Regions from separate parts of the Homo sapiens genome. Here all the other regions are linked to region 2. Evidence: chromatin loops called from intact Hi-C (ENCODE). Cell type or tissue: natural killer cell. All regions are shown on one strand. Each heading gives the region's core, and the rest is flanking DNA. Links, peaks and the distances in the headings are about the cores only. Region 1 overlaps APBA2 (amyloid beta precursor protein binding family A member 2). Region 2 overlaps APBA2 (amyloid beta precursor protein binding family A member 2). Region 3 overlaps APBA2 (amyloid beta precursor protein binding family A member 2).

What was found. Peaks named below come from ENCODE experiments on the same cell type or tissue, not always from the same donor. Only the 100,000 strongest peaks of a DNase experiment are listed, where the experiment ranks them.
Region 1: a loop joins it to region 2, with 2.1 times the contacts of the local background. A loop is called at or near these places in 3 of 110 quality-filtered maps.
Region 3: a loop joins it to region 2, with 6 times the contacts of the local background. A loop is called at or near these places in 4 of 110 quality-filtered maps.

Annotation. Positions count from the first base shown.
Region 1 is chr15:29,028,524-29,035,310 of GRCh38, reverse strand. The region is part of intron 3 of APBA2 (amyloid beta precursor protein binding family A member 2); the gene reads right to left. Among named protein-coding and RNA genes, the nearest start is that of APBA2, 150 kb to the right of the region's middle. In natural killer cell, for the core only: no CTCF peak of the experiment used is centred there; a DNase peak (open chromatin) is centred at 3,370; H3K27ac peaks cover 1,646 bases.
Region 2 is chr15:29,087,650-29,094,436 of GRCh38, reverse strand. It overlaps APBA2 (amyloid beta precursor protein binding family A member 2), which reads right to left. Exons shown (of 15, transcript NM_001353788.2): 7 at 1,217-1,362; 8 at 124-159. Among named protein-coding and RNA genes, the nearest start is that of NSMCE3, 180 kb to the left of the region's middle. RefSeq lists an enhancer at 6,602-6,787. In natural killer cell, for the core only: CTCF peaks have their summits at 3,519 and 3,732 (motif pointing right); DNase peaks (open chromatin) are centred at 3,726 and 4,506; H3K4me3 peaks cover 420 bases; H3K27ac peaks cover 1,599 bases.
Region 3 is chr15:28,931,640-28,938,069 of GRCh38, reverse strand. All of the region lies in intron 2 of APBA2 (amyloid beta precursor protein binding family A member 2), which reads right to left. Among named protein-coding and RNA genes, the nearest start is that of APBA2, 49 kb to the right of the region's middle. RefSeq lists an enhancer at 2,171-2,670. In natural killer cell, for the core only: CTCF peaks have their summits at 2,364 and 2,566 (motif pointing left); DNase peaks (open chromatin) are centred at 759, 2,559 and 4,179; H3K27ac peaks cover 1,497 bases.

The DNA.
Region 1 (6,787 bases), core at 673-5,672, 59 kb after region 2:
CTATTTACTAATTAATCCTAATGACCCCACGATTGCAATCATTCGATGTTCTCTGCCCCGGTAGCAAGCCCTTACTCCTCTGCCTGTCTGGCAAGACTGAAGGAAGGGCAGTGGCCCCAGGTGACCAGGCCCCAAGCCTAGCAGCCCAAGCAGAGGCAGCACTCCCTCCCCTGCAAGAACAGCCTGCACTTGCCCATCAATTGCCATTAAAGTCCAGCCAAAATGTGAGACCTGGGACCTGAATGCTAGCTAGCTGCTAGACAGAGACACCAGGCCAGGGCCCAGGGAAGAAGGACCTCCCCGGGAGCCTGTGGGTGGAAGTCATCTTTATTCCTGCCAAACTTCCCATTCTGTCATTGTAATGTAAAAACCTATGGCCAAGAATCCAAAGTTCAAACACCCACCACAGAGTCTATTCCAGGGCTTCTTGAAGTGTGGTCCCTGGGCCAGCAGCATCAGTGTCACCTGGGAACTCCACAAACACAGAAACTCTTGGGCCCTCCCCCAGACCAATGAAAACTCAGGGGCAGGACCCTGAAGTCTGCATGTTAAAAGATCTCCAGGGGATTCTGATGCCTGCAAGTCTGAGAGCCACTGCTGTAGGGTAACACTTCATTCATTCTGAATATGCACTTCACAGTCTGTGCCCCAGCAAGTCAGGGCAGCCTGTAAAACTGACATTGGTTCCAAGTGTCACTCTTCAAAGTAAACAAATAGCATGCATACACCCTTCCTAACACTTTCATTTCATGTAGTCTATATCCAAGGGGTTGTGTCAGGCCTGAAATCTAAAGGAACCCCAAGCCCCACTCTTTATTAACCACTAAGTCATGGCAATCAGTTGGTGTGTAATAAAGAACTTGGCTGGCCTTCTGGTACCTTGGAGGGAGCCTCTACATCCTTGGAATCTCCAAGTGATAGGAGTGTCCTTGTTATTCGTGGTGCGTTCCAAAGTTTATGCAAAAGAGATGACTCAGGATGGAGGTTGGTGATGCCAGAGAGGCCAACTAGCTACTAGAGGGTTGGGGCTTTGAGACAGGAGACACGGGCTACCAGCCTGACTTCTGGGAAGGCTAGATATTGAGCTCAACCACATGGCCAACAATTTAATCAATTCACTGATTCAATTCATCATGCATCATACCTACATAAAGAATCCCAAATAAAAACTCTAGACATTGAAGCTCAGGTGAGGTTCCTTTTTTGGCAATACTCTTTGATTACTGTCACACTTGGATGCTGGGAGGATAATGCATCTCTGAGGACGCCAAAGCTTTGCATCTGGAAGCCTCCCAGACTTCACCCTAGGTGTCCCTTCTTCTTTTTTTTTTTTTTTTTTTTTTTTTGAGATGGAGTCTCACTCTGTCGCCCAGGCTGGAGTGCAGTGGTGCCATCTCAGCTCACTGCAAGCTCCACCTCCTGGGTTAACGCCATTCTCCTGCCTCAGCTTCCCGAGTAGCTGGGACTACAGGCGCCCGCCACCACGCTCGGCTAATTTTTTAAAAATATTTTTAGTAGAGACGGGGTTTCACCGTTATTAGCCAGGATGGTCTCGATCTCCTGACCTCGTGATCCAGCTGCCTCGGCCTTCCAAAGTGCTGGAATTACAGGCGTGAGCCACCGCGCCCAGCCAGGTGTTCCTTCTTTTGTCTGGTTCTGGGTTGTAAATTTTTGCTATAATGAAACTGTCATTGTTAAGTATAATGGTGTTCTGAGTTCTGTGAGTCATTCTAGCAAATTATCTAATTTAAGACTGGTCATGGGAACCCCTGACCAGCTGGTAAGAAGTAAGGATGGGCCTGAGGACCCCTGAATTTGGGGCTGGTGTCAGAAGTGAGGGCAGTCTTGTGGAAGACTGTGCCCATAACCTCTCGCTTGGCTGACTTTGGAGAGTTGAGGAAGCAGGTTTTGAATCAGGGGTTTAAGGCACAGGGAACTATTAATACATGGTAGGAGAAGAAGATGGGTAAGACCATTCCTGTTGTGGACAGAGAGGTCTTACCACATAAACCAAGGAAAGGGAATGTCAAGAAGAGGTGTCAGGTGCAGAAAGGACATCAAAGAGGAGAGGGCTGGGCAGCAGACGTGGGCCTTGTCTAACCCTGATCCCAGATCGTCCTTCTGGAGATGTCTAGTGCAGACCTTCTCCACCTGCAGCACATGCACAGATCACCTAGGCATCTGGCTGGTATGCCAATTCTCGTTCAGAGGCTGGGGTGGGGCCCACAGTGCAACCTCAGAGGGGCCAGCCCTGAGTGATGCAGCTTGGATAAGGATGGCAAACGCTCCCATTCCTCAGCACACAAGAAAGCCCAGATCTCACCACAGAGCCATCTCGCCACAGCTGTGGGCAGAGTCCATGCTCCCCATGCTGCAGCTGGCCAATCAGTGTGTCTGTCTGACCTGTCCACATGTACTGTCCGCCTTCTGTGTGATTTCCACAGCAGGGGTGGAGCAGCCCACAAAGAAAGGATCCGGGATCTGGTCTCAGAGGCAACAGCCCCAGAGGCACAGAACCCAATGAGATGAAAAGTACTGAGTGCCACAGTCTTGTAGGAACTGGATCTCAGAAAACTGAACAGGGCTGGGCAGTGCTACTAACATAAAGGCATATTTTGGCATGGGGCTGTGCTTTGGGGATGGAGGGTCCAGGAGACACATGACTTCTGACTCTGAGGCTGTCCCAACTCAGAAGTTAGTGAGATAGCCAAATAGATCACCAGATGAAAAAACTACAGTATTAGGAATTTTCAGAGAAAGAGAACCAACAGGATATATAAAAAGAGATTTATTTCAAGGAATTGGCTCACATGACTGCAGAGGCTGGCAAATCTGAAATCTGCAGGGCAGGCCGGCAGGCTGGGAACTCCAGGAGGAGTTGACATTCCAGTCTTGAGTCACAAGGGGGTCTGGGGGCCGACCTTCCCCTTCGGGGAACCTCAGCCTTTGGTCTTAAGGCCTTCAACTGATCGAATTAGGCCCATCCAAATATGAAGGACAGTCTGCTTTACTCAAGGTCTACTATGTTCATCTTACCCAAAAATTACCTTCCCAGCAACATCCAGACTGGTGTTTGAGCAAATCAACTGGGCACCAGAGCTGGGCAAAGTTAACACACAAAACTAACCATCATGACTACACAGGAATGACTCTGCCTCTTTGACACACACCAGCCACAGGCTGGGGAGACAGGGGCAAAAAAGACAAAGTCCCTTTTCTCATGGAGGTGTCACCTCTTCCTATCCTGCCCAGAGTTACACACTCTTCTTCTAGACAGCCCTTCCAAGGAGAGCCCCTCTGCTACATTAACTCTCACCCCTGGCCATGAAATTCTGTGGTTAACACCACCTTCCTTTTCTCAGTATCAAGACAGCATCCTGTGCATGGCCTGCACTTCACCCTCAACTTTCTTGGGGTGGTTGTGAGAGGTGAAGCCAGCTGAACTTCCTGGGTTGAGTGGGGACTTGGAGAACTTTTCTGTCTTACAAGAGGATTGTAAAATGCATCAGCGCTCTGTAGCTAGCAAGTGGATTGTAAAATGCACCAATTAGCACTCTGTAAAAAAGCACCAATCAGCACTCTGTAGCTAGCAAGAGGATTGTAAAATGCACCAATCAGCACTCTGTAAAACACACCAATCAGCAATCTGTAACATGCACCAATCAGCAGGATCCTAAAAGTAGCCAATGGCAGGGAGGATTGAAAAGGGCATTTTGCCAGAGGCTAAGGCAGAGAATCACTTGAACCGGGGAGGCAGAGGTTGCAGTGGGCCAAGATTGCGCCACTGCACTCCAGCCTGGGCAACAAGAGCAAAACTCCATCTCAAAAAAAAAAGATAAATTGGGGTACACAGAGAGACCCCAGGGGCACACAACAGGCACAGAAGGAAGAACACATGCAGGGGCATCAAGGCCAAGGAGAGACGGCCCGAGGAGGCCAGCCCTGCTGACACCTTGATCTTGGACTCCCAGCCTCCAGAACTGTGAGGCAATACATTTCTATGGATTCCGACACCAAGTCTGTGTTTTGTTACCGCAGCCTGAGCAAATGAATGCAGTGCTCTTTATACTCTCTTTTAGTCCATCTGTTGAAAAACATAGATTTTCAGATTATTTTAGAAAATTAAGCCATGAGTTGCTTAGTCTCTTCTGATGACACCTGAAAAAAATGGCACGAAGACTGCTAAAAATAAAAGTATAGGAAAAGATACACCAGACAAGTGCTAATAAAAAGAAGGCTCATATGGCAATATTAATCAGACAAAATGAATGTAAACAACAAAGTATGCAAAGGCATAAAAGGAAAAATTCCCATTAATAACAAAAATAATCCACCAAGAGCATCATGTACCTTTATAAACTTCACAACATAGCTTCAAAATATAAACCAAGCAAATAATGATAAAAGGTGAAATTAATAGCCACATTCATATTGAGAGATTAAAATCAAATTAACCAGACAAAAATGAGATGGGATATAAAAATTTAAATAACAATAAGATTTATTTAGAACCCCGTACCTAACAAATAGAGAAGGCGGAGGTTTTACACACACACACACACACACACACACACACACACATACTCACATGGGTTTAACCAAAACTGCCTATGTAGCATTAGGCCACAAAAGAAATGTGACATTCTACAAAGAATCTGTACTGGCTACACCCACTGACTACAATGGGACAATTAGAAAGGAATGACAAAAAGGTTGTGTCAGTTATCAATTCATTGCCTCCCAATTCTGAATGTACCCCTCAATATGTTCTCTGAATAAACAGAATTCCCTTAAGCGTTTCTCCTTTATTTTATTATTATTATTATTATTTATTTATTTTTATTTTTTTGAGACGGAGTCTGGCTCTGTGGCCCAGGCTAGAGTGCAGTGGGGCCATCTCGGCTCACTGCAAGCTCCGCCTCCCGGGTTCACGCCATTCTCCTGCCTCAGCCTCCCGAGTAGCTGGGACTATAGGCACCCGCCATCACGCCCGGCTAATTTTTTTAAGTATTTTTAGTAGAGACGGGGTTTCACCATGTTAGCCAGGATGATCTCTATCCCCCGATTTCGTGATCCGCCTGCCTCTGCCTTCCAAAGTGCTGGGATTACAGGCGTGAGCCACCGGGCCCGGTCATGTTTCTCCTTTAGAGTGAGCACATTAAGCTTTCTGGGCAGAGGGTGATGGAGCAACATTGCTGGAGGAAAACGGTTCCCGCAGTTCCCGGCTCAGGCCACAGAGGCACCTAGTTCTTCTGCAACCCTGCAGCCTTGTTGGGGCCACACCTGTTGGGCCTCGAACCCAGAGCTCCACATGGCCAGCCACCTCTGGACTCCCTCGACAAACCCCATGTAGCCCGCGTGGTCTGGAGAGTCCTGCGTTGAGCAATCGTTCCTTCTGCATGTCCGGCACCTCTGGACGTGCTGGTGCCCGAACTCACACCGCAGGCCCAGCCTCAAGCCACTGCTCCCCAGCCTGTACTCCAGAGGGTGGCCTATTGTGACCAACAGCATCTCTAGACCAGTGCTGGACTGCCTGAACCAGCGGCTGTCCCTGCTCTCCACTGCTGAACCACACCTTCCCTAACAAGCTGGTCCTTCCCTGGGGCTTTCCCAGGTCTGCCCCTGCTTAGGTCCCCCTCCCTCCACCCCCACGATACCACACAGAACTTCCACCTCTTAACAGCTACTCTCTCATCATACCTAATAATTCTATTAAATATGATGCTCCCCCTGGGGTTCCCATCTCCTGAGTGGACCCAGACTGCTACAAAGATAGTTAAAGAACAAAAACAAAACAAAATATGACATGCCTGGGAAATTCTTAAACATTAAATAACTGAGGCTTAGAAAGCATTCAAAATGTAAATGATGTATTTTTAGACATGAACAAAAAATTAGATATCACAACTAGGGGATATGGCCAAATTAGTACTCATTAGGAAATATACACATTTACTACAGAGGGGTTTTTTTTTTTTGGTAGAAAAGTGGGTTAATGTCATCTGATCTTCAACAGACCTGACAAAAACAAGCAATGGGGAAAGGATTCCCTGTTTGTAAGTGGTGCTGGAAGAAGTGGCTAGCTATATGCAAAAAATTGAAACTGGACCCCTTCCTTACACCTCATACAAAAATTAACTCAAGATGGATTAAAGACTTAAATGTAAAACCCAAAACTATAAAAACCCTAGAAGAAAATCTAGACAATACCATTCAGGACATAGGCACCAGCAAAGATTTCATTATGAAATCGCCAAAAGCAACTGCATCAAAAGCAAAAATTGACAAATGGGAACTAATTAAACTAAAGAGCTTCTGCACAGCAAAAGAAACTATCATCACAGCAAACAGGCAACCCACAGAGTGGGAGAAAATTTTTGCAATCTAGCCACCTGGCAAAGGTCTAGTATCAAGAATCTACAAGGAACTTAAATTTACAAGAAAAAAAACCCAAACAACCCCATTAAAAAGCAGGCAAAGAACATGAACAGACACTTCTCAAAAGAAGAGATTTATGTGGCCATCAAACATATGAAAAAAAGCTCAACATCACTGATCATTAGAGAAATGCAAATCAAAACCACAATGAGATACCACCTCATGCCAGTCAGGATGGTGATTATTAAAAAGTCAAGAAACAACAAATGCTGGCGAGGTTTCGGGGAAATAGGAATGCTTGTATACTGTTGGTGGGAATGCAAGTTAGTTCAACCACTGTGGAAGACAGTGTGGTGACTCCTCAAAGATCTATAACCAGAAATACCATTTGACCCAGTGATCCCATTAC
Region 2 (6,787 bases), core at 655-5,654:
AGGAAAAGCTGCTTTGCAACATTATTTAGATCCCCAGGGGAACCCCCCAGCCCCCACTGCCCAGGACAAGCCACGGAAACACAAGCAAACAACACTGTCCCAGGGCCTCAAGGCCCTACACACCGCTTTTTTCTTGATCTTAGCAGCCTTTTGCATCCTCTGACAGCATGGAAGAGAAAAGAAAAACAAGTTGGCACAGAGAGAAGGAAGGTGCGTGAGGTTATGTCACTTTGGTGGTTGATGCCCCCACTCTCAGGTCTGGTGCCTAGCAAAGCCCAGCAGGGACGGGTGGACAGCCATTGCCCACTTCAAGCACACACACTGACCAAGAGAAGCCCACACAGGTGTCCCTGGAGCGCTAGAAATGACTGCCAACCACCCCATCTATGGAGGACAGGAAAGATGCCATCAGCCGGCAGGAAGGGGAGCTGAGCTCCAGGCAGCGGAGCAAGGCAAGGGTCTGGGATGGGAGGGCCGGGCCTCTGCTGAGAGGCACTGGCCAGCAGGGCTCAGCACTGCCCTGGGTTACCTGGCTTTCTCCTGCCCACCCCGGATGGCCTCATGGTGCTTCTCTGCTTCTGTTAGAGGAGGTTGTGTATGGTGAGGGCTGGGGAGGAGGTTGCTGCCATTTCTCACCCCTGGGCTGGCGGGCCTCTGCAGATCCTGTCTTGCTCAGAGAGCTGAGACCTCAGATGGCTGCATCCCCTCCCCGCCGACCCCATTTAATTTTGCTGACGTGGCCTCATCTTCCCCTTGCCCGGCCTCACCCGATGTTCAAAACCAGACAATCCAATGAGCACTTAGAGCTACAAGCAGGTCAAAGTTTTTCTTGAGGTCCTGAATTTAAATAAAACGTGATTTATTTTTCACCCTTTCTTGAAGCACTCTGAATGGCACTAAAAATACACATACTGTTGAACTGGGATTTGGGATTGTTTGATGACTAGAATGCTTTGGAACGATGATCTTTAAAGGTCGTATTTCTGGGATTCCGTGGGCCTCTTGTTAAGGAGCTGGTTGCCTCTGCCCAGCCAGCTTTCTCCCAGCCAAGGCGCAAGCCTCCCTCAGCCTCGTTGGCACCTGGGCCGCTCCTGCCCCCTGTGCTGAGGGCTGTGCAGTCCGAGCTGGAAGAGGGCCTACGCCCCGCCATATTCCCTCCTGCTAGTGCCCCCCAAAGTGTGCGGGCATCCGCGAGGGGCCCTCGAAGCACCTCTACCTTGACCCGGCTGACGGCCTCCTGCGCTTGCATCATTCTGATGTTTTTGGAAGGGTTCCGTTCTGATAGCAGCTGGGTGGACCCCAGGTAATTGGCAGCAAAGATGATCCCGTCGATGAGGTCTTCTGGTTCGCAGGGCCCTGGAACTGAAGGAGGGCACAGAGTCAGAGTCTTCCTAGAGGAGAAGTCCCCTGAACAAAGAACTTGCATGCCTGGCCATAGCACAAGGAACACGGCAGCCAGGATGCGGGGCAAACTAGAAGGGCCCAACCATTGCCATCTGCAGCCAGCCACGGGCGGCCGGTCTGCTTCCCTCACTACCCCGTGCTGCAAGTAACTGCGCGAAATCAACACTTGGGCCAGAAAACTCTGCACAAACAGTGTCAGGAGGACAATGCCAGCATTCCAGTTGACTGTCACTCAAGATGACAATCACAGGCTGCAAATCCAGAAGGCGTCACATCCCAAACACAACAGCACTTTCCATGCCTTCCCCACAGCCCCGGAACTCATGCTGGTGACCTGAAACTGTGCCCTGGGCTTCTCCTTGGCCTGTCCTTGTGCATCTGTCCTGAGGGGCTCCTGCCTGTCTGTAGCCTCTCAGGACACCCGTGTAGCTCCTCACACCCATCACACCGCAGGCCCAGGCTTGGCAACATCATGCTTGTTCCATCTGCTGCCCCTAGACCATCGTGACCCAACAAACTTCCTGCCAGCCACAATGGAAGGTTCTATCTCTGCAGTGTCCAATACAGGATCCGCTACCCACATGTGGCTTTGAGCACTGGCACTGAGGCTCCTGCAGCTGAGGGACTGGACCCATTTCTTGTATGTAATTTTAATTAATTGAAATATAAAGAGCCACATGTTAGAGTCATATCCAACCAACCCCCAAGTCCTGTCCATGTTGCCCACAAACCAATCTTGAGTGGCTCCTATGCCAGACAATAAGGCTCCAGCTAGGGGTGGGCAAACCTTTCCTGTAAAGGGGGAGATGGTACGTGTTTTAGGCTTTGTGGTCTCTGTTGCAACTATTCACCGTTGTACCTGAGGCGTAAAGGTAGCCGTAGACAGTATGTAAAACAGGAGGTGTGGCTGTGTGCCAAGGAAACTTTATATGCAAAATCAGGGGGCCAGGAGGATTTGCGATTGGGGCTGCAGTCAGCCGACCTCTGAGCTATCCTAGACCGTGGCTTGGCTGTCCTCTCAGACCCATGTTGGCCATGTCACCTGCTTTATCCCTCCCGACTGCCCACCTCCTGGCCAGAGCCCCTTCCACTGGGGATTTTGGCCCTGGCTTCCTGGCTCCCCTCCTGCTCCAGCTGGCCCCTCCCTGAGTCCCTCCAGCATCACGGGCCCAGCCATCCTGCACTTCCCCAGCCCTCGCGCCAGCAACCTCCTGACCTCTTCCCTCCCTCAGCCAGCTGATCCCTGGTCTCACCTCTAACCCATTCTGTTGCTAAAATCATCAACTGGCCCAGCTTGGGCGCTGCCATCCACCACTTCAATAACATCCGCCCAGTATCCTCAGTTCCCTGACCCCAGTCCTGTGTATCTGCCCACAGGAGTTCAGCAAATCTCCAACCTGTTTTCTCTGGACCTGAGGCTGGAAAAAGCTGCCCAAGAGGGCAAATGAGTGCCATGATAAATGTATTATAAATTCTTGACCCCAAATGCCCCCCAAACAACCTCACAACTCTCATCTATCTCTCTGGGAAACTCAGACTCTTCCTCCATGCAAGAGTTATTCCAGACCCCTCCACTGCCTCAAACTCCTGGCTGCCCCTCCCTCACCTGCTCAGACAGACCAAGTGGGGAGCTTCGCGTTGGTGCTCAGCCCACTTGGCCCTCCTTCCTGCTTTCCTGGGCAGTAGTGGGTCTGCGTGCCCCTGGGGTCAGAGGATCACCTGTGCTCCCAGCCGTCTCTCCCCACAGGGACCCCCATCCCTCCCCTGTGCATCTAACTGAGTCCTATCAATGGGGTCCTCCCACGGCTTTTAAATATCCTCCATTCACCCCTTGCCCTGGAGCCGATAAACCTTCTCCCAGCTGGGCAGGGCTGCAGGCACCAATGTGGGGGACTGCGGGATTCAGGGGTGGCACCAGGGGAGGAACCCCTGTCCACCTGTCTCTCAGAGGGTACACCGGGATTCTCCTGTCACCAGGAGAATCAGAGGCAGCCCCACAGAGGGAACAGGACCCATCTATCCCAATGCAGTACCCCCACCATACCCTGGCGCTTCTTCAGAGTGAAGTGTGCACATCTGCCTAGCTGGGGGGCTTGGAGAGCGTGTATGACAGCCCTGGCTGCCACAGGCTCGCCAGACATGCCCTGTGCTGCCTTTTATGGCATCTGGCTGTGGGGCTGGGAAGGCTCCCAGCGCCTGAGGTAGGCCTGTTTCTACTACCTCACACCACCTTGCCGTCCCCAGTGAGCATGGCTCAACAGGCACCCCCCAGTGAAGCCCCAGTCACCCAGTGGGGCCCAATGCAGTGGCTCTCATTGACCACTAGATGGCGTCACTTTGTTCTGCAGGAAAGCTCTGGTTCTTCCAGGCGCCCCAGGTACCCCAGCCTCACAGCCCCAGCAGGTGAGCAGGGCCTTGGGCGAGTGTCCTTATGTCCCCTCTGTGGCAGGGGCTGCCTGGCACCCTGTCAGCCCCAGGCCCTGGGGAGGCTGGGAGGCCAGCCCTCCCTTTGGAATCTGACTCCTACCTTTCTAGGCACTGCCCCTTGGCTTCTCCCTCGCCAGCCCCCAGGGTGGCCCTGGTCAGTGCACCAGACCCTTCTGAGGTTCACATTTCCATGTTGACCCATGTCCTTGAGTAGATTTGGGAAAGACTGGCCTCGTCTCCCCCTGAAGTGAGCGTCAGTAGCTCTGGGGCCCATCTGGGCACAGACTGCTGTGTGTGAAGGATGCCCCATCCCAGGCAGGGGGTCACCACTGGCACCCACGGATGCCTGCTTCCGGGATGAGGCCAGTGAAGCACTCAAGGGCCTTGCTGCAACTCCAGCCACCACCCACCTCTGCCTGGGGGCCTTCCATGCCTGCCTTGCTCTTTTGTTCAGCGAGAAACAATCGAGTCCAAGGTGGCCCCAGCATCCTGCCTCCCACTCACACGCACCACGGGAGGAGAACCCAGACCCAGAGAAGAGTCCAGTGGGGGCGGCATGGTGTGGGGAGTATATCAGATTCATGGGCACAGCTCTCAACTTCCGCAGGAAACGCAGAACCCAAATCTAACAGCTTCGTTAGAAAATGAAAGCAGCTAGCCCTACATGTTTGGGTAGAAATTGCTGTTATTTTGCTCAAGTCTTGCACTGACCCTAAGCTGAGACCACCAGAGGGAGACAAAATGACAAGATAATCAAGATACAGGTTTAAAGATCTTGTCTCCCCAGAGAGTGATTTATCCTTTTCACACCGTATATCTTACTCACATAGGCATATGCACAGTGTATCTGCACAGTCTGGAGAAGAATAAGGCGCTCCAGGTTCTCCCCTGCCAGAGGAAGCCTCTGTTTGAAACACCGCTTAGGAAAACCCTAGGCCCTCTGGAGAGGGAAGGGGAGGGGAGTCCCACAGCTTCAAGCCTGAGGGTCTCCACTCCTGCCACCTTTGAAGAAAATTATCCTGAACATGGGTGGTGGACAGAGGCTTCTAAGGTGCCAGTGTGGCCCCAGGGGGTCTCATTAGCTCCAAGACCTGTCCCTGTATATCCTGGGGGTCTGGGAGGAGGTGGCTGGGTGGAGCTGGAGCACAGGTGTATGTGGGAGTGTGGGGGTGCATCCACAAGGCCCGCTGCTCTCTGCAAAGGCACGGAGTCTTGGAGTGCAGCCCTCATGCCCAACACACCAGACCTCTGTGCAACAATGGTACAGTTCCACCCAGTCCTCAACCACGCCATGAAGCAATCTCAGGGTCCCAATTTTACAAATAAGGACCATCTAAGTGGGTCACGTGGCTTTGCCCAAGTTCACTGTCATGAGTTCAGGTGCTCAGCATTTCTGAACCCACTGTATAAAGACCGGTGTTAAGACAGAAACATGGAGCTCACAGGCTACACAGTGAGGCTGACATCAGTCCCACAGCCACAGAACAAATGCATCAGGATGGGCCATGGTGAATGCTCAAAAGGGAGGCTATGGCCCTGGGAAGGAAGGGACAGGGAGGCTGCTCTGGTGAGGAATTTGGGGGTGGCTGCTGTTTAAGCTGAGGTCTGGAGGAGGAGAAGGAATCAACAAGCCATAAGGCAAAAGGAGGAGAAAGCCTCCCAGGCTGAGGCGGGAGCAGGTGCAAAGGCCCTAGGGTGCAGAGACAATGACACCTTAGAAGATCTATAGGATGTCTGGACTGCCGAGGCCTAGGGCATGGGCCAGCAGCTGAGACAAGTCGAGGGTGGGGAGGAAGCGCTGGCCAGATGTGAGGACCCTGGGGCCACGGGTGACAGGCCATAAGGACTGTCACTCCAGGGTATCCATCAGGGAAGTGGCCCAACCACTCCTTCATTAGAAATGAACTCTGGCAGAGGGGCAGGCAGCAGAGAGGAAGAAGGGAGAGCAGCTGAGAGGCTACTGTAGCCATCCCAGCACATGAGTGGTGATGATGGTACGGACAGGGTGACAACGGAAATGGAGAGACAGCAACAGATGGGGATTTAGGGGTCCATCAACAGGACGGAAAGGTGGACTGGAGTCTGAGAGAAGATGAGGACGCTAGACAATGGTTGCAGAGCTCGATGGACAGACCTGCCCCTCACTGAGAAAGGGTGCCTGGAAGAGGACTGAGCTTGGGTTGGGGATTCCAGGCAAGTTTAGTGGCAGGAGCCTGGATGCTCAGTAGGCGGCTGGACTCGGGAGTCCCGGTTAGAAAAACAGATTTGGGAATGAACCATCTGCAGGTGCCAAGTGAAGCTGCAGGCATGGATGAGTCTGCAAGGAAGGTCATGGGCAAGGGGGCAGGATGAAGCCCCAGGACTCTGCTCTGCTAAGTACCAAGAAAAGAAGGGGCTTAGAAAGGGAGGCCTGCCCATCTACACCCATGCTAGCAGGAGGCCAACTACAAGGAGACCTCGTGTATTGGGCACAGTGTCAAGGAAGTCAGTCGTGACCTCAAAGAGCTGTTTCAGAGGAACCGGGGCAGGAGCCAGAGAGGGGGCTGAGAGGTGCAGGGGAGGTGCAGACAATGAGGCTGCCACTCCCAGATTCCGGCTGTGAAAGAAAAGGGGCAGGTAGAGCGGGGTGGTGTGGATAGATGCAGGGTGGGACAGACGTGGTCAAAAGCCAGTGGAGGGGCGAGCAAAAGGGACAGGAGACAAACGACATCAGATCGTGTGAGGTTCCAAAGTGCAGACGGGACCTGGCCTCAACTGGGAGGAGGGGCTGCAGCTCTAATGGGGCAGGACAGGACTGGGAGGAGGCGAGCCACCAGATCAGCAGGAGAGCCTGCCCCCTGAAGTGCCCCCTAGGTCTGGAGTGGGGAAAGGAGGCAGGAGTGGGTGAGTATCAGAGTCGTGTAACTGGCGTCTCAAGTGAGACCTTCTGCTGCAGAGCTAAGGCGTGGCCTCCAGG
Region 3 (6,430 bases), core at 1-5,000, 160 kb after region 2:
TCAGGTGGGGGGTTGGGGACATTCACACAGTGGCAGAGAGGCCACAGGACTGGCTGGAGCTAAAGACACTAAGTCCCTGACTTACTTCTAATGAACGAAATACTCCAGAAGGGGGCCAGGCGCGGTGGCTCATGCCTGTAATCCCAGCACTTTGGGAGGCCGAGGTGGGCGGATCACGAGGTCAGGAGATCGAGACCATCCTGGCTAACACGGTCAAACCCCGTCTCTACCAAAAATACAAAACAATTAGCCGGGCGTGGTGGCGGGCGCCTGTAGTCCCAGCTACTCGGGAGGCTGAGGCAGGAGAATGGCGTGAACCCAGGAGGCGGAGCTTGCAGTAAGCAGAGATGGTGCCACTGCACTCCAGCCTGGGCGACAGAGTGAGACTCCATCTCAAAAGAAAAAAAAGAAAAAAAAAAGAAACTAAATCCAACACCCTCCATCCTCAGTGGAATCCCTGAAGCCCGGAGTGGGAGAGAGGCCTAACTCTAGTGACCAGGCACTTCACAGTGGGGCAGAGTAAGCAGCCACCAGGAGGCCCTTTCTCCTGCAACCTCTGAGCTTCAGGAACCGAGGGAACCTGGGCACAGCTCCCCAGAGCAGCGAGGCTCCACCTGACCTGCCAGCGATGTTCAGAGCCACACCCCAAGCGCACTCTGCAATGTGGGAATTCAGTCACGGCAAAACTGTCGTGACAGGGTTCTGTCCCTCAGAAGATGGCACACCTGAATGTGACCCTCTCAATACATCCTTAGATATTGCCCTTCCTCCCCAGCACCATCTGAGCAAAGCACCCCCGGCCCACAAGGAACTAGAAGAGGCAGGAAGTGCCTCAAATCCTAGCTCAGCATGCCACTGTATGACACCTCTTCTGGTGCCCCTCCTGGCAGCACACTGTCCCCGGTATAGAGGGGTGGATGATGGCTCAGATGACCTCGAGACCACCACCGGGCACATGGGAGGCCTGTGTCTCGTGAGAGAGCGGAGGCATACGATCCTGGAGGTAGAGCCAGGAAGACCTGAATAATGCTTTGCAGTTGCAAACTGCTTTCTCTTTCTGCACAGATTTATTAGTGAGAGGCATCATTTCTATTATGCCCATTTCGCAGACTGGAGGGAGGGAGACTAAGGCTCAGAGACACACAGGGCTCCCGGTAGAGGCCACCATCTGCATGAGGGTAGATCGAGGACCATTTCTGCCACTGGCCCCTGGTCTCCTGTCTGTCCCAGCAGGGCCCCTGCCTCCCATCCCCCACCAAGTCTCAGTTTCACCAGAGCCTCCAACTCACATCCTGTGCAGGCCCCACTGTGCTTCCCTTTAACTTTACTTGGGGTCTATCTGCCTGTCCCCAGGTGGCACAGCCCAGTCAGGGAGCCCTGGGGCTCTGCGGACACTGGCTGTTACCAGCCAACTCTCTGCCTCGCTTGCCTCTGCAGGGGACAGCCAGTGATAGAGAGGAACAAAGGAGACACTCAAGCAGGCACCCAGCACGTGCCTAACGCGCAGGCACTAGTGCCTTGGGAATAAAGCTGCTATCACTTCTGCGAAATACACTGGGGACTACGCTGGCCTCCGAAACACAGAACCGGTGTATCCAAACCCCCTTCTGACCTGAACAGCCATTCGCCAGGTCCACATGGCTCCGGGACAGACCTGGGCCTGGGTGCTCTGCTCCTGGCTGTGCACAAATGCTTTTCCTGCCCATGACTTTGTAGCCTAGTAGGAGGGGCTCATAGCTCCCTAAGCAAAGCTGGCTGGCGGGTCACAGAAGGACAGCAGGCTGGGGACTGAATGGACCATGGCTTCTATTTAGAACATCTCACTCAAGAACTAAATGTGCAAGAGAGCTGGCAGAAAGACAGCTATGGGGCACAACTGGAGGAGCAAACGCAAAACCATCACGTCTTCCACATTAAAATGTACAGGGCCGCTTCTAATGCCGCAATCAGTGCAAGCCAAACTCTGCGTCTATTTTCTACTAGATTGGAAAACCTCTCAGGAGAAAGAAAAATTTTCCAGAGGGCCAAAAAACTTCATTCTTCTGCAAGCAATCAAATAAACATGTAACAAAACAAAATCAAGACTTCAAAAATTGATCTGAACACACATGCACTGCATTTCACCACTCTGGTGTGGGAATAGGGCTTTCTGCCTAATCATACATTTTGATTAATAGAGATGAGCTCTGCATGAATAACCTATTGTTAAAGAACATGAACTAAAGTAGTCTAAAACTTAGCGAAACAGAAATTAGGCCTTTTCTTCTTCTCTTGGACAATTAGGGGACCCAAATTAGGAACAAACTCACTGGCCCTTGCCCCGACTCCCTTCCTGTAACCTCAGCCGAGACCAGGTGGCTGTCCTCATGCAGACCTGGCCTTGGATCTGTAGTGTCTGGAGAGAGGCTGAGGGGAGGGCTTGGCTGACTCCTCTGCCTCCTCATGCCAGTCCTGCAGATTGAACCCTGCCCTGCTAGGCTGGGCGCTGCAACCCTGAACTTCATGCTGCAACCTTGAACTTCAGCCCCAGATACCTCTACTTCCTCTGTTCGCCCCCTAGCGTCCTACGCCCTGACAGCCACTGTCCATTTCCAGAGGGGCTCCCCCAGCAGCTCACTGCCTGGAGGCCCAGACAGCAGCGGCAGTGAGCTCTGCTGGCCCTAGAATCCCCCAGGGGCAAATTAAAATCCACCCGCCTGGACCCTAAACTGCAGGTTCCCACTCCCCATTCCCATCCTTGCCATGCAGATGACACGTTTCCAAACCCATGCGAAGTGCTGTGCATGGTGAGCAGGTAAAGACTGGGCCACGAGGTGCATCGGATGGAAGGGGCCCCAAGGGTCCGGGCCACCGTGCAGGGCTCTTGCTCTCTTTAAGGCGACCTGTGATTTAGGGAGTATCAACCAGCATAAAAATCCAAAGAAACCTAGTGTTGGAGAAATACCAGTCTCTCCTCGTTCCAGTTCACTCTGTGGGGAAGTGGAGAATCCCTGCTTTTTTCTCTTACAACAACAAGGCTACACTGAGCATGCCAGGAACTGTGTGGGCATCATTCATGGATTATAGTCACCATGCCATGGGAGCACTGAGAACCCCTGCCCTCATTTCATAAGCACGCAGCGTGTCAGTACAACAGAGCAGAGGACACCCAGGTCTCCGGGCTCTATCCCAGTTCAGGGACCTGCCTCCCTTCCCACCTGCTCTCCTGACGGGGAAACACTGCCAAAGTAATCACAGCAAGGTGTAGGTGGCAGGGCAGAAATCCGCTCAGCCCATGTGGGCCATAGCCCATCTCTGTGACAGCCCTGGGTGACCGAGCTTACCAAGCACAGCATGGGGCAGTCCTTCAGAGGTGAACCATCTCCTATGGCTCTGAGGAGGCCCCAGGGGATAAAATACTGAGAATGACAAGTGACTGCCCTGAGCCACCACCAAATCCAGCAACCAAAGCACCTAGAGCCAAGGCAGAGCCCAGTGTGGCATTTGTAGCTGGCCCCAAGCCCCTGGTTTCCCGCCTTCCCACACAGGCGCCAATAGACCTCGCACACCTAGACCCTGTGGGGATGTCACTGGTCACTACAAGGTCTTCGTCCTGCCTCTAAAGTTTTCCCTTTTCATTATCTCAGAAAGACCAGCGTTGAGCTGCCAGACCTTGACAACAAGGTCTACAGACCACACAAGGACAGCTGGACTCCAGGCAGATGGGCACCTACTTAGCCCAATCAGAACCCACACTGAGCCCTGGCACTCACCTGCAGACAGGAGTCCACAGCTGCTTGTCCTGCCTCCCACCCCAAACCATTCCCCACACTCACAATCATACACAGCAAGCTCCACTGAGTCCCTCCTGGCTCCAAAGCCTGCAGTGGCACCGGCCCCAGGACATAGGACACAGTCCAAGCTCTTCACTCTGTTCCCAAGGCTGTGGAGGGCTGGCTGGCCTGTGAGTCCTGCTCTCCTCCACCCCCGTCTCTTCTCCCCAGCCCCCTCTTCACAGGTTTAGAGACCAGGCGGAAGGAGCTGCCCACTCCATGCCTTGTTTTCCCGTGTGCAAGCTGCTCTCTCTGCCTGGAACCACCCCCACCTCCAGCCCATGCCCCCCTTTCTCCTGGGCTGCCTCTACTCCTGCAGCCTCGGCACACAGTCACTTCTTCCTGGAACTTCCCCAGGCCCTCTGCTCCGCCCATGTGGGCAGCCCCTCCTTGCGCTCCAGCATCAAACCCCAGATAGTGGACTCTTTGAGGGGAGGAGCTGTGCCTGTCATTATTCTACCCTCAGTCCCTGCTGGGCCTGGCACAAGGCAGAGGGGATAGAGGTGCTCTGGAGAAAACTGCTCCACAGGCCAAGCACGCAACCTGTCGGGCTCCAGCAGGCCCTGACTTTGGACCAATAAAACCTCAGGTCGAGGACTTCGCTCCTAACTCAATGATAAGGTCTGAAAATCCGAGCCAGTGTGGGCTTGCCATTGCTCCTACAACTGTCTTTACTAGCAGACTGTGAGCCCCACACTCTCTTTCAAAGAGCAGGACATTTGTTTGAAGGGAGTCTTATTCCATTCAGGGTACTCTCACAAAATACCATAAACTGGGTAGATTATACATGACAGAAAGTGGCTTGTCTCAGTTCAGGAGGCTGGGAAGTCCAAGACCAGAGAGCCAGCAGATTCCGTGCCTGGTGAGTACCTGCGTGATGGCTCAGAGACGGCAGCTTCTCACTCTGTCCTCACATGGTGGAGGGCGGGAGGCTCTCTCTGCAGCCTCTTTTAAAACGGCATTGATCCCATTATGAGGGCTTCACCATCAGGACCTGATCACCCACTGCTATAGTTGGAATGTGCCCCCCCAAAGTTCATGTGTTGGAAACCTAATCCCCGATGCAACAATGTTGAGAAGTGAGACCTTTAAGAGGTGATTAGGTCCTGAAAGCTCTACCCTCATGAATGTATTAATGCCATTATCGCGAGAGTGGGTTAGTGACTGAGGAGCAGGTTCCTAATAAAACAATGAGTTTGGCCCCCTTCCCTCTCTCGCTCACTATATGATGCCTTCCACCATGTTAGGACGCAGCAAGAAGGCCCTCAGCAGATGCAACCCTCAACCTTGGACTTCCCAGCCCCTAGAACTCTGAGCCAAATAATGTTCTGTTCATTATAAATTACCCAATCTGTGGTATTCTGTTTCAGCAGCAGAATACAGATTAAGACACCTCCATAAGGCCCCATCTCCTTGGGAATGTGAATTCCAATGTCTCCCTCCCAAAGGTCCCATCACTTTGGGGATAAGAATTCCAAAATATGGATTTGGTGGAACACAAGCATCAGATCACAGCAAAGAACCCCTCATTTTCATTCCCTCAGGAGCCACGATGGGACCTGGCTTTAAACAATCCACTATCACAATAGGCAGCACTGACCACTAAGGCCACACAGGTCACTTCTGCTGGCGAGATGGGACCAACCCCCTATGGGGCCGTCCACCATCTCCACTGTCAGGGAACCCTGGCTGTCCTGCCACAGGCTTTGCAGGAGGCTAAGCCACTGTGGACGTTGCTTTTACTGCCCTGGTGGATAAAAAGCATGGCAGAAGCCCATGGGTGTCTCTGAGACTGCAGCACTAGGCCCACCTGCATTGTCACATCCTGCATGTGCTCAGAGGAGAGGGTCTCTAAACACCATGGGGCTGTGCTCCAGGGAGGGCTGCCTTCTGGGTTTTAAACCCTACCCCACTGCAAGGGATGGGTACCTCATGGCACTGCACTACAGTACAGAAGCCAGCACCCCATGCTGTGGACTGCAGGGGTGCTCCAGGTGCCCCCCTCAGCTCTCCAGGGTTCAGAAAAACCTGCTCCCTGGTGAATGTGAACCTCTCTTCTGCCAGCATGAGGGTCTGCTCCACCCTGTCACCCTCCTACCCCTCATCTCATTGGCTGGCTCCCTTCCCCTCCCAAGGACATCTTACCAAAGCAGAGACAGTGATCCTGACACCAGGTCGGTCTAGGCAACTGTGGCCTGTGTGGCCGTATCCCCTGGGATGCAGCAGCACAGAAAGGAGGGCTAGACTCAGCTGCAGCCATGCCCAGACCCAGTTGGGAGGGCTGTGTGCTGTAGATCCTGTCCTGGATGCCCCTCTGCCAGGCCAAGGCTCACACGCAGGGACCTTTCTCCACTTGAACGTCTGTGCATTGTAATATAACTTCCCAAAATATTACTCTGCAATTATTTCCAAAGACTTAAATGGGATCTCCAAATACGTACAATTAAGACTAAAATTGTAATTTTAAATTACTGATAATTTGAATAAACATAAAACTTTCCTATCTCTAAGCCAAATGCAGACAATAACATCCCAATTAACCCTTAGGTACTGCCAAACTCCGGAAAACAACCACTTTGGACTCTCAGAGGGAGAAACAACTCCTGAACTACATGGAG